Regions from separate parts of the Homo sapiens genome. Here regions 1 and 2 are each linked to region 3. Evidence: read pairs that join two places in POLR2A ChIA-PET (ENCODE). Cell type or tissue: GM12878. All regions are shown on one strand.

The links. ChIA-PET counts read pairs that join two places held together with the same protein. Peaks named below come from ENCODE experiments on the same cell type or tissue, not always from the same donor. Only the 100,000 strongest peaks of a DNase experiment are listed, where the experiment ranks them.
Region 1: POLR2A ChIA-PET joins it to region 3 with 6 read pairs; 1 of 35 experiments calls an interaction of 5 or more read pairs at or near these places.
Region 2: POLR2A ChIA-PET joins it to region 3 with 7 read pairs; 2 of 35 experiments call an interaction of 5 or more read pairs at or near these places.

Annotation. Positions count from the first base shown.
Region 1 is chr5:132,102,084-132,106,083 of GRCh38, forward strand. No RefSeq gene overlaps it. Among named protein-coding and RNA genes, the nearest start is that of CSF2, 30 kb to the left of the region's middle. RefSeq lists enhancers at 1,313-1,607, 1,386-1,765. In GM12878, no CTCF peak of the experiment used is centred here; DNase peaks (open chromatin) are centred at 321, 1,718 and 2,188; H3K4me3 peaks cover 760 bases; H3K27ac peaks cover 2,717 bases.
Region 2 is chr5:131,414,946-131,418,945 of GRCh38, forward strand. It overlaps LOC105379173 (a long non-coding RNA gene), which reads right to left. Exons shown (of 3, transcript XR_007058929.1): 2 at 126-2,232. Among named protein-coding and RNA genes, the nearest start is that of CDC42SE2, 150 kb to the left of the region's middle. In GM12878, a CTCF peak has its summit at 2,506 (motif pointing left); DNase peaks (open chromatin) are centred at 1,936 and 2,496.
Region 3 is chr5:131,486,428-131,490,427 of GRCh38, forward strand. RAPGEF6 (Rap guanine nucleotide exchange factor 6) reads right to left here. Exons shown (of 28, transcript NM_016340.6): 15 at 3,119-3,227. Among named protein-coding and RNA genes, the nearest start is that of RAPGEF6, 150 kb to the right of the region's middle. In GM12878, no CTCF peak of the experiment used is centred here; a DNase peak (open chromatin) is centred at 2,264; H3K4me3 peaks cover 461 bases; H3K27ac peaks cover 2,340 bases.

The DNA of each region.
Region 1 (4,000 bases), 620 kb after region 3:
GGGCTGTGGGGTTCCACAAACAAGGGAAGCACCCAGAGGGCCCAACATCAGTACTCAGGGCCTCCTTGGCTTCTGGCCTGCAGCTGGGGAGGCAGGGCTGCAGTGCTGGAGGGGCATCTCTGTCAGCCTCCTGCAGCACAGGGGCCAGGGTCTGGGGGCAGCAATCACTTTGGTGACTAATAACCTAATCATGGAAAATTACAACTTCCTGAGCTAGGTATATCAGAGGTGGCCACAAAACTCTTTATGATGTGGCCAAAAATTCCTCCTACCACCACAGCCCTTGAAAATAGGTCAAAGACACCTTCTATGGAACTCTCAAAACAGGGCTTAGCTCACACCATCTACCTCCGTCATTGTGCTGCAAACACTGGAGCTTTTGTGAGAATGCTCTCCTCTTCTGCGGTTTGAGCTCAGTTTTGGCTCTGGGCTAATCATCTGTCCTGTCCTACTTGTCTTCCACAAGGGACCGACTGGTCATGAAGGCCATGAAGGCTGTCTGCTGTGTGTCCCTGGAAATGTCTGTCGACAGCCTCTCTAGGCAGAAGTGTTTCTTCTTGTGTACCAACCAAGACCTATAGGCCTCGCCTCATCTCCCAAGCTATACCTCACCACAAAGCAGAACAAGGGTGGACTAAGAACTGGCAGAGACTTATACTTGGCTTTCCAGAGGTCCCAGGTTTGTGGTAGGGGTTCATGAGGCTGGCTGCTGTCTAGATGAGATATGCAGAGTGAGCTCTTTTCCCTGAATGCTGGGCATCCCATCGGTAGTATGGGACAGGGTAAGCTCCTGGCCTGGCTGGCTCCAATGCTGCCTGAGTGAAGCTATGTAACCCTGGGACATCTCTCTTAGCATGCTGATATTTGGCTGCTTCTCTGATAATGGGAGCAGCATTCTCTGGTATGGGGTGCTGTGGAAGACCTAGGGAATGGGACAACAGATTAAAATGGGCTTTGAAGACCCTTGCAGAGGTGACCAGGGAGGCCCAACCTTCTATTTCCTGTGCTCAGGCCTTGGCAGAGACAGAAACCACGAGGCTCCAAGGTCCCCAACCAGTGGGACCCCGACACCAGGAGGACAGGACTCTCAGAGTTCTGTGCCTACTCCTCAGTTTCTTTTGTGTCTGCTGCTATCAGGAGTCCCAATCTACAGGGCTCAATCAGGATGGGATCCTTAGTGTGGCACCTGGGTCAGAAAGCCGCCCCTGCTAAGAGGCTCAGGACAGGGCTAACTGGGAGAAGAGGCCCCACCTAAGTGTCTGCCACCCAAGATGATACTTTTTTTGGCCCAGAAGCCTCATCTGACCTCTGGCCCAGGCCTCAGCCTGGGTGAGGGTGGACATCTCTGTCCTAACAAGATCCTTGGGAGCCTCCAGGCAGTCCCCTTCCAGGGATAAGAGGTCCTGTGTCTGCTTGGCCTAGAGCCAGGCCTGTGCTGAGTCACAGGACTCTGGTGTTCAAGGCCAAAAACAATGACTTAAACATTCTGAAATCCAGGAAAAATCAGCACTGGCTTTCTACCTAAGAACCCTGCCCAGCTAGGCATGAGTTCACCCAGCAAGACAGTGACAAGGACAATGGGAAACTGCCTGTCCCCTGTAGGCAAGAGGAGCAGGGGGCTAAGCCTTGAGCCTGAAACCAACCCTGAAAGATTCTTTAAAAACCCCATATCATTTCATCTAAAATTAGCTTTCAGCATCTAAATCACTTCCTGTTACAGAAACCACAGGCCTGATGCTTCAGTCATCACCCTGCCTGCCTCTAGGGGTGGGGTAGGTGAGGTAGGAGTGCTGCACACAAAAAACAGTGACTATCCAAAAGTGACACAGCAGTCAGGAACCCCTTTCCCCACCCCCCCCACCCACTGCAGAAAGGATGGCTAAGCAGGGCCCTATAATGGTGTTGTTGTGGGGACCAGAGCCAATGTGAACATGCATGTGCATGTAGGCAAATATACACACATATGCACACTCCCCTGCATGCACACTATACACACAGACCAGAGCTTTCTCCACTGCCGCAGAGAGACTGCCGTATGGACAGCCCAAGCACGTCTCCGTTGTGCCCCTTCTGAGCACAGGACTCACCAAGAGAGGAGGGCAAGTGTCTGGCCTCCTTGGAGCATCTGCATCTCTGTTTCCACTTCTCTTACAGCCCTGGTTACTTTATGCCTAATTGGCTGTGAGCGAGGTTAGCCCAGCACTTGGCACTTGGCTCTCACTCATTGTTTCAGCCAACATTGCCAAGTGTTTCCTGTGTGCAGAAAACCAGGTGGTGGCCGGATTGAGGATGTGGAGCAAGTCAGAGGCCATCCCTGTACACCAAGAACTGAAGTTGAAGAAACCAACTGAATCTCTAAACCAGAGATGTCCAATCTTTTGGTTTCCCTGGGCCACTTTGGAAGAAGAATTGTCTTGGGCCACACATAAAATTCACTAACACTAACAATAGCTGATGAGCAAAAAAAAAAAAAAAAAAAAAAAAAAGAAAGCAAAAAATCTCATAATGTTTTAGGAAAGTTTACCAATTTATGTTGGGTCACATTCAAAGCTGTCATGGGTAGTATACAGCCTGTGAGTCATGGGTTGGACAAGCTTGCCTAAACCATCCAGAGAGCTCTGTTCTTCCTACTGCCTCAAGCTAAGCCCTGACCCAAACCTGAGACCTGGATTGAAGGATGCCAGCATCTGTGCACAGATAAACTGCAGCCACAGAAGGAAGACACTGATCATCTGTCACAAACTTGGTGAGTCATAAATAGTGCCACCTAAACCATGAGATAAACTGGGGGTGCACCTGGAAACCAGGTAGCCCCCCTCAAGGGCAGGGGCTTTTGTATTATAGGTCTGCTGCTATTCTCCCAGTACCCTCAATGGCACATGTCATGTAGAAGAGTCTCAGTAAATACCTGGTGGGTGACAGAATGGAGGTGGGTGATTCTGTTGATGAGCAGGCTGGCACCGATGAGCATGGAGTATCTGCCAGCCCTAGGATGGTGCTGTGTCTGTGTCCATCCACTGTATGGTTACAAGAACTCAAGGTACCTGGGATCCCTCAGTCCTCACAGACCAGCTCCCAAGCTGGGCACAAAAGACAATGTATGTTGAGTGTTGTTTCTGACATGAGACTACTGGGACAGTAGGTGTCTGCCTGCTCCAGTATGAGGGATCCCACTACTTTGTCACTGGATGGCTTTGGTTGCAGTGGTTTTCTAACCAAAGCACAATGACCCTTCAGTGGGGTCAGCTTCAGCAAGATAAAGGCCTGGCCTGAAACAGGTGTCTTCTATAAGAAAGACAGAGTTGTGTCCATTATGCCTCTCTCGCTGCTTCCTGGTAAAGGGACCTAGGCATCCCTGGGTGACTGGAATGCCTGGTGACCACTTCCATCCACCCCCATTAGCTGCTGCTAAGGTACACATGAAGTATCTTAGGTTCCCAGAAAGAGAACCCCTGTTGAACAGTAACAAGCCCCAGCACAGGGTGCTAATGATTTATCTGCTTTCACATTTGAGCGTGCTTTCTTGGAAGTGATGGAGAATCTTCGGCCTGAAGATGTGGAGGCGCATGCAGAGTCCTGAGCTCCCCACAGGCAGCTTAGGTGTAACTGAGAAGGAGCTGTGAGCATATCTGGCTCTCCAGCTCCCACAGCAAGCGGGGTCCACCAGTATTGACATGGCTCTTGTCTGCATGATAAGCTGGACCAACAAGGCCAGGGCTCTGCCCACAAAGCTAAACTAGTATGGGGACTTGGCACTTGTCCCTGTCAGGGGAATGGTAAGCATTTTCGCACAGACTAGACATATTTTCCAAAGGCCTGCTTTAAATCAGGCCTTATCTGGGCACTGAGGATACAATTAGGAAGAAGACAAAAGTCTGTCTCTCAACAATGGCATATTCCACTGAGGGAGACATGTAATTATAATACCAGATTGTAAGTACAAAACTAGAGAGGTATTAGAAAAAGACAGACATGGTGCTCTCGGTGCATAGAGAAGGAA
Region 2 (4,000 bases), 71 kb before region 3:
TTTCAATACATGCAGAAAAAGCATTTGATAGAGTCTGACATTTATTAATAATTAAAAAGTTCCAGCAAATTATAAATCGAAGGGAACTTTCTTAATCTGACAAAGAGTTAATACATAAAACTTACTGCACACAGTGTATTTATTGTTGACAGTTTTTCTCTATCATCACTTCTATTCATTATATTGGAAGTTCTGGGTAACTGAAAAAATAAAAGGCATAAGAATTAGAAAGGAAGAAATAGAACTGCCTTTAGCTGCAGATTACATGTCTATATAGAAAATCTGAGATTATTATTATTATTAGGATTCAGTGAGTTTGGTAAGACTGTTGGACACTGGAACAACATTAAAAAATCAATTTTATTTCTATTTGACAAAAAATAATCAAAGTCTGGGCACAGTGGCTCGTAAGTGTAATCCCAACACTTTGGAAAGCCAAGGCAGGAGAATCACTTGAGCCTAGGAGTTCAAGACCAGCTTGGGCAAAATTAGTAGACCCCGTCTCTACAAAAACATTAAAAAATTAGCTGGGTCCATGTGGTGTGCACTTGTAGTCCCTTCTACCTTGGAGGAGGTCGAGGCTATAGTCAGCTGTGATTGCACCACTGCACTCCAGCCTGGGCAACAGAGCAAGAAACCATCTCTTAAAAGAGAGAATAATTAACAACTGAAAATTTAGAAGCTACTATTTATAATAGCATCAAACATACTGCTTAAAAATAAATCTTACATAAAAAGTATGAAACTCTTAAACCAAAACAATAAAACAGAGCAATAGAAAATCTAAGTGGAGAAATATACTACATTCATAGATCAGAAGACTAAATTTCAAGATGTTACTCTCCTTCAAAATGATATATAGATTCAAGAAAATCACAATGAAAATTGCAATTGTATGCATATGTGTAAGTGTACTTGTGTGTAAGTTGGTAAGCTGGTTCTAAAATTTTTTGGAAATACAATGATACAAGACATCAAAAAAGGAGAACAGGGTTAGAGAACTTTCTCATTAAGATATTGATATGTGTAATACTAGAGTAATTAAGAGTGTGGTATTGGAAAATGGAGAAATAAACAGGCTAATGAAACAGAATACAGACCCCAGAAATAAACTCAAGTATACTGGACACTCAAGTATATATGGACACTTGATTTACAGCAAAGATGGCAGTGAAGTGCACTAGACAAAATGTCTTTTCAATAAATGGTGCAGGAACAATCTGTAGGTAGAGGAATGAAACCTGACTCCTACCTCATACTACACATAAACATCTATTCCAGATCTGTTTTAGAGCTAAATTTAAAAGGCAAAACATTTAAAATGTAACACAGAATATAATCATGAACTTAGAGTAAGGACTTCTTAAGCAGAACACAAAGGCTGGGTGCAGTGGCTCACGCCTGTAATTCCAACACTTTGGGAGGCTGAGGTGGGTGGATTACTTGAGGTCAGGAGTTTGAGACTAGCCTGGCCAACATGGTGAAACCCTGTCTCTACTAAAAATACAAAAATTAGACGGGAGTGGTGGTGGACATCTATAAATCCAGCTACTCGGGAAGCTGAGGCAGGAGAATCACTTGAACCCAGGAGGCAGAGGCTGCAGTGAGCTGAGATGGCGCCACTGCACTCTAGCCTAGGCTACAGAACAAGGCTCCATTTCAAAAAAAAAAAAGTCAGTAGAAAATGATTTAATAAAAACCCTGCAACACAAAAAGCACTAACTATAAAGGAAAAGAATAATACATTTCTCTAGTTTAAAGTTAAGAACTTCTCAAGAGACACCATTAAGTGTATGACAAAGCAAGTCAGAGAGGGACAAGCTATTTGCCACAGGTATAGCTGACAAAGGAGTCAGATCCAGAATATATAAAGAACACCTCGAAATCGATTTAGAAAAGAATACTTACAAAGGCATTTCATAAAAGAGGAAATGGCCTATAGTAATATGAAAAAGGTGCTCAACCCCACTAATAACTAGGGAAATGCAAACTAAAACCACAATACCATTACATACCAACCAAAATGGCCAAAGTGAAAGAAGAACGCTGAAAATACCAACTGGTCAGAACAGATGAGAACTTGCCAGGGAGTCTTTGTAATACACAGTTGTTCAATATATATTGTTAGACTTCTGATTTTTTTTTTTTAGTGCATATTTTGTACAGGTATGTTTTTCATTCCCATTCAGAGTTGGACCATTTGTATTTTCTGGTAGGTTTCTCTTGTGGTCCCTGAAAAAATCCAATGCTTACTGAGTATTGCAAATCCTATGCCCACATTTACAAACAATATACATATTAGAGTATTGCTAATACCATACTATCATTCACTGTTATCCAAAGATTATCCAACTAGAACCTAAAATTCTATGACATTTCCTGGTTTGGAAATGCTTCAATTTTGTCAAATATTTCACTATTGGCTGCAGAAACATCTGCAATGACGACTAAGAAATTACCTTGCTCTCTCTTTAAAAGGAGACTTCCAAGAGTCATATTGTAGCGTGGCGCCACCTGGTGGTTCCACTGTATCCAACGTATTTTTTTTCTTCTACCATCTCTTCCCCCTTTCAGCCCTTTTCTTGTTTCTCCTCTTCCCAGGTTCATCTGCCACTACATTCCACATTAGACAGCAGCACAGTTAACACTTCGCCATGGCCAATTCCGAACCTATGCAGAGTTTTACAGAATGAGATAAAGCACTTCTCTGTATGTTTATTAGATAATTTTTTCTTTTATGAAGTGCTTCATTAAGGTTTTTGCCCATTTTTCTATTGGGTGTTCCTTTTCTTTGGTATACAGAAGTACTTTACATACCTGGACACCTGTCCTTTGACGGTTATATGAATTAATATATTTCCCAACTCTACAGGCTTTTTGTTTTTGTAAATGGTGTTTTTTGGTGAATGCATTCTAGTATAGTCAAATATATCAATCACTTCATTTAGAGTTACATTTTCTTTTACCTTATTTAAGGAATCCTGGCCAGGCGCCTGTAATCCCAGCACTTTGGGAGGCCGAAGTGGGCAGACCACTTGAGGTCAGGAGTTCAAGAACAGCCTGGCCAACACGGTCAAACCCTGTCGCTACTAAAAAAAATACATACAAAAATCAGTCGGGCGCAGTGGTGCGCACCTGTAATCCCAAGCTGCTTGGGAGGCTGAGGCAGGAGAATCGCTTGAACCTGGAAGGCGGAGGTTGCAGTGAGCCAAGACAGTGCCACTGCACTCCAGCTTGGGTGACAGAGTGAGACTCTGTCTCAAAAAAAAAAAAAAAGAAAAAGAAAAAAGAAATCCTTATTACTTCTGAAATTTTGTTATACAACTTTGTTATTTCTTCTGTAAGTGTTTGGTAGAACTTACCAGTAAAGTCATCCAAGACTGAAGTTTTCTCTGTGGAAAAGCTTTTAAAGAGGATTTAATTTCTTTAATAGAGGACTATGAAGTTTTCCATCTTGTTATAGTTTTGTTAAGCTGTGTTTTCTATGAATTTGTATATTTCATGTACATTTTACTTACTCAAAGTGTCTTAATATCTCTCTAATTTCTTTGTAATTATAGTAATTCTGGCTGAGGTGGGTGGGTCACAAGGTCAGGAGATCAAGACCATCCTGGCTAACACGGTGAAACTCTGTCTCTACTAAAAATACAAAAAGTTAGCCGGGTGTGGTAGCATGCGCCTGTAGTCCCAATTACTCAGGAGGCTGAGGCAGGAGAATTGCTTGAACCTGGGAGGCAGAGGTTGCAGTGAGCCAAGATCACGCAACTGCACTCCAGCCTGGGTGAGAGAGCGAGACTCCTTCTCAAAAAAAAAAAAAAAAAAAAAAAAAAAAAAAAAAAAAAAATATATATATATATATACACACACACACACATATATGTACATAAATATATATTTATATATACGTATATATACATGTATATATACGTATACATATACACATATATATGTATACGTATATATACATGTATATATACGTATATATAAATATATATTTTAT
Region 3 (4,000 bases):
TTTAATACATTTTCCTCAGCTCATAGTGAGGCCTTTGAAATACGAGAGTCACATCCTTCTTTTACTCTGGGATATTCTCTGCTATTATTTCCTAAACATCTTCTTCCTTACATTTTCTTTTAGATATCCTGGAATAGAGCTTAATTTTACTTTGTCTTTTTGTTCCATAGTATGGGAGATTTTTCTCAACTTTATTATCTATTCTTTCAAACAAATGTTTTTGTCTGTAAGAGTTACTTCTTTCTCAATGATTGTTGTTTATTCTTTCCTAATATCCTGTTCTTGTTTCAAGGGATAAATTTTTTTTTTTTTTTTTTTTTGAGATAGAGTCTCGCTCTGTCCCCCAGGCGGGAGTGCAGTGGCGCAATCTCGGCTCACTGCAAGCTCTGCCTCTCAAGGGATAAATTTTTAAATTGCTCTGTGCAGCGTCCTAGAAATGTTTTTCTTCTCTCCTTTAAATATTTTCTCCAGAATCTATAAGATCACTCATTAGGTCTCTACCACACCCTCTCAATGATCCTGATTCTCCTTATGCTTGGTGATCCCTGATCGTCAGTTTTAAGTAATAAAAGGACTGAGAATGGTTTGTTCTAGTATTGTGTCCAGAGTTGGTTCCTTCCGGTGGGTTCCTGGTCTCGCTGACTTCAAGAATGAAGATGCAGACCTTCACGGTTGAGTGTTACAGCTCTTAAAGATGGTGTGTCTGGAGTTTGTTCCTTCAGATGTGTCCGGAGTTTCTTCCTTCCGGTGGGTTCATGGTCTTGCTGACTTCAAGAATGAAGCCGCGGACCTTCGCGGCGAGTGTTACAGCTCTTAAAGGTGGTGCAGACCCAAAGAGTGAGCAGCAGCAAGATTTATTGTGAAGAATGAAAGAACAAAGCTTCCAGAGGGTGGAAGGGGACCCTGGCAGCTTGCCCCTGCTGGCTGGGGTGGCCAGCTTTTATTCCCTTATTTGTCCCTGCCCACATCCTGCTGATTGGTCCATTTTACAGAGTGCTTGATTGGTCCATTTTACAGAGTGCTAATTGGTCCATTTTACAGAGTGCTGATTGGTGCATTTACAATCCTTTAGCTAGACACAGAGCACTGATTGGTGCGTTTTTACAGAGTGCTGATTGTGCATTTACAATCCTTTAGCTAGACACAGAGTGCTGATTGGTGCATTTACAATCCTTTACCTAGACCCAGAGCGCTGATTGGTGTGTTTTTACAGAGTGCTGATTGGTGCGTTTACAATCTCTAGCTAGACAGAAATGTTCTCCGAGTCCCTACTTGACCCAGGAAGTCCAGCTGGCTTCACCTCTCAGTATCACTGAACCAATGTCTTCTGGTCACAGGTTTCCTTTTTGTAGGTGTCCTCACTGTAAGTTTGATACAGGACAACCTAACTGCTCAACTCTATTTCATGGTAATGCCAGAGTTATTAGGGCTTTATTAGGGGCATCACCACATCTAGAGTAAAATGCTCCATTTCTACAAATATTTTACAAATATTCCTTTGTAATTTAATAGATAAATTAAAATTCCAGAATAGAAAGAGAGTAAACTGAGATTGCCAGCTGTTTTCTTCTCTGGGTGCATTTTCTAAATCTAAACATGAGGTATTTAGCTTTCTCCTTGGTGTTTTGCTTTCCTCCTAGGGTAAGGAAGAAAGAGGTGACTGCTATGTTCCCCCTTTGCAGCTCCATGTAACTTCTACCCTCTGCTATATCCAACCTAGGGTTCTGTTGGCCAACTGTTTTCCCACTACTCAAAGGGTTCTGAGGGTATGGCTTCTGTCTTTTGCATCCTTCAGATCTACTTTTCTGTGTCCCAGAGTTCATGGGGGTTCACACTATCTCTGTATTTTTATTCAGAATATTTAATACCAGTTAGTAATCTTTATGTGACGGGTACAAAAGGTTTAAAGGTATTAGATACTTAGAAGAAACCTAGGAAATAGTGCTAGAGAAACTGAAGCTTGGAAAGACTAAATAATTTGCTCAAAGTAAGAGAGCAAGTCCTGCTTTCTTATTTTTCGAAACTGGAAATCTCTTTCATTTAACCTAAAAGTTGGCATTTCTAGATATTAGTCGAAACTCCAGGAAATCAAAAAATTCTGAAGGCTTACTTACTTATTCTATGCTAAAGTAATATAATACTAAATTGCCAATTGACAGTTTACCAGATTTAACATGATGTAATTCAGTCAAAGGGACTCAAAAAGAGGAAAAACCCCACGTTTCATTTTTCATTATGACTAAGCACAATATAAAAAGCCAAAGTGAAAAAAATAAAACTCACACTTCCCTTCCGTAGGCATAGCTTTTAAAGCCAACTCTTACTTCTCAAATTGTAACCTAAAAAACCTAGAGAGATTTGTTTTCCTCCCTACTTCATAAGGACTCTTAAAGTTTCTTTGTTATTTCAATTGCTGTATGATTTTTACTGTTACTCTTTTCAGAATTTCTGAAAAATCCTAAAGTGTCTAAGGCAATCAAATCACATTAAATCTTTCCTAAAAGTTTAAAAAAACACACAGTAGATTTGGTTAAAAGTATGAGCTTAGTCACTGGTTTTATTTAAATATAAACATGATAAAAACACAACAGAGGCACTGTAATCATTTTTCCACACAAAGGTAGAGTATGCTCTTATTAGAAATCTGTAATTCACTAAGTACTTAAGTCAATGCTTTACTCAGTTTATTTCCATAAAACAGCTAATCTGGCATTCATATTACTTCAGAAAGCTGGCTTAAAGATTAGAAGTAGACTAATTTGCACACTAGCTGGGGGAAAAAATGCCTGATTATGACTTCTTAGTTTTATTCCGGACATTCTATATTTCATTCAGTATCCCTCCAGCAGAGTACATAATACACGCTCCATAGGAATTTCATAAATAACTGAAGGTAGCTGTACACCTATTTTAAAACTTACTATCAAAATAATTAAAAACATAATGAAAAATGAAAATTCTAGAATACATAATAGTTCAAAACTAAAGATTCTGAAACTAGCTGAAGAGCTTAGACAAAAACATGTTTATATTTTACTATCTTTTCTTCCACTGTAATGACTTTTCTATTACCAAATTAAGAAGAAAGAGTTCAGGCAATTTTTACAACAAAACTCACCAAAAATGTTGGTCTTCACAGTAAGTGCAAGATGAGTATTATTCCTCAAAATTTCAACGGCTTTCATAAATGTAATATTCTCAAAGTTTTGTCCATTTACTTCCATAATCTTAAAAGTATTTAAAAAATACAAATTAATACAGAACAGTATTAGTTACTCCTACAACCTTAAAAGTTTAATAGTGAATAAATAAAATGAAACTTGAATAAAATGTACTCCTATGTGAACAACAGTTATCTCTGTGAGAAGCTGGACTACTGTTTTTCTTTTTCTCTATATTGTTGTATTTTCCAAATTCTTTACTATAAACTTTTTTTTTTTTGACAGTTAATGCCCTCTGGGATCATACTGAGGAAATTTAAAAAATACCCACACCAGATGGTTTACAAAGGAAAACATTTAATCATGGCAGATCAGCTCATAAAAATTATTGCCTGCAAATGTATATACAAATTTGTCAAATATTCTCAATGTAAATTTACTGAATTTCAAAGAGAGGTAATTCTTTTAAAGGGAGTACTCTAAATATATTTAATATGATTTTCTGCCACTGATTGAATCAGGCAGCCAAACAGCAAGAAGCACAACTGAAATGGGTTCTTCTTCCAGGTAAACACTGCTGACCCTTCACAAGAGGGCTTCCCCAATTTGGCTATACCTCAGAATCATAGAAGCAGTTTATTTCAAGAAGTACTGATTCTAAGGGAAAAGGATAAAAAGATATAATGAGCAAAAACTAGTCAGAACAGAGAGCAGATCTAGGGGATCAACATAAAAATTTCTAAAGGATAAGAAAAAGAGTGAAAAAATATTAGGGAAAGAAAAAAAAATTCCATAGAAGTAAAATTCCCAGAGTTGAAAAAAGACTTGCATCTATGCAC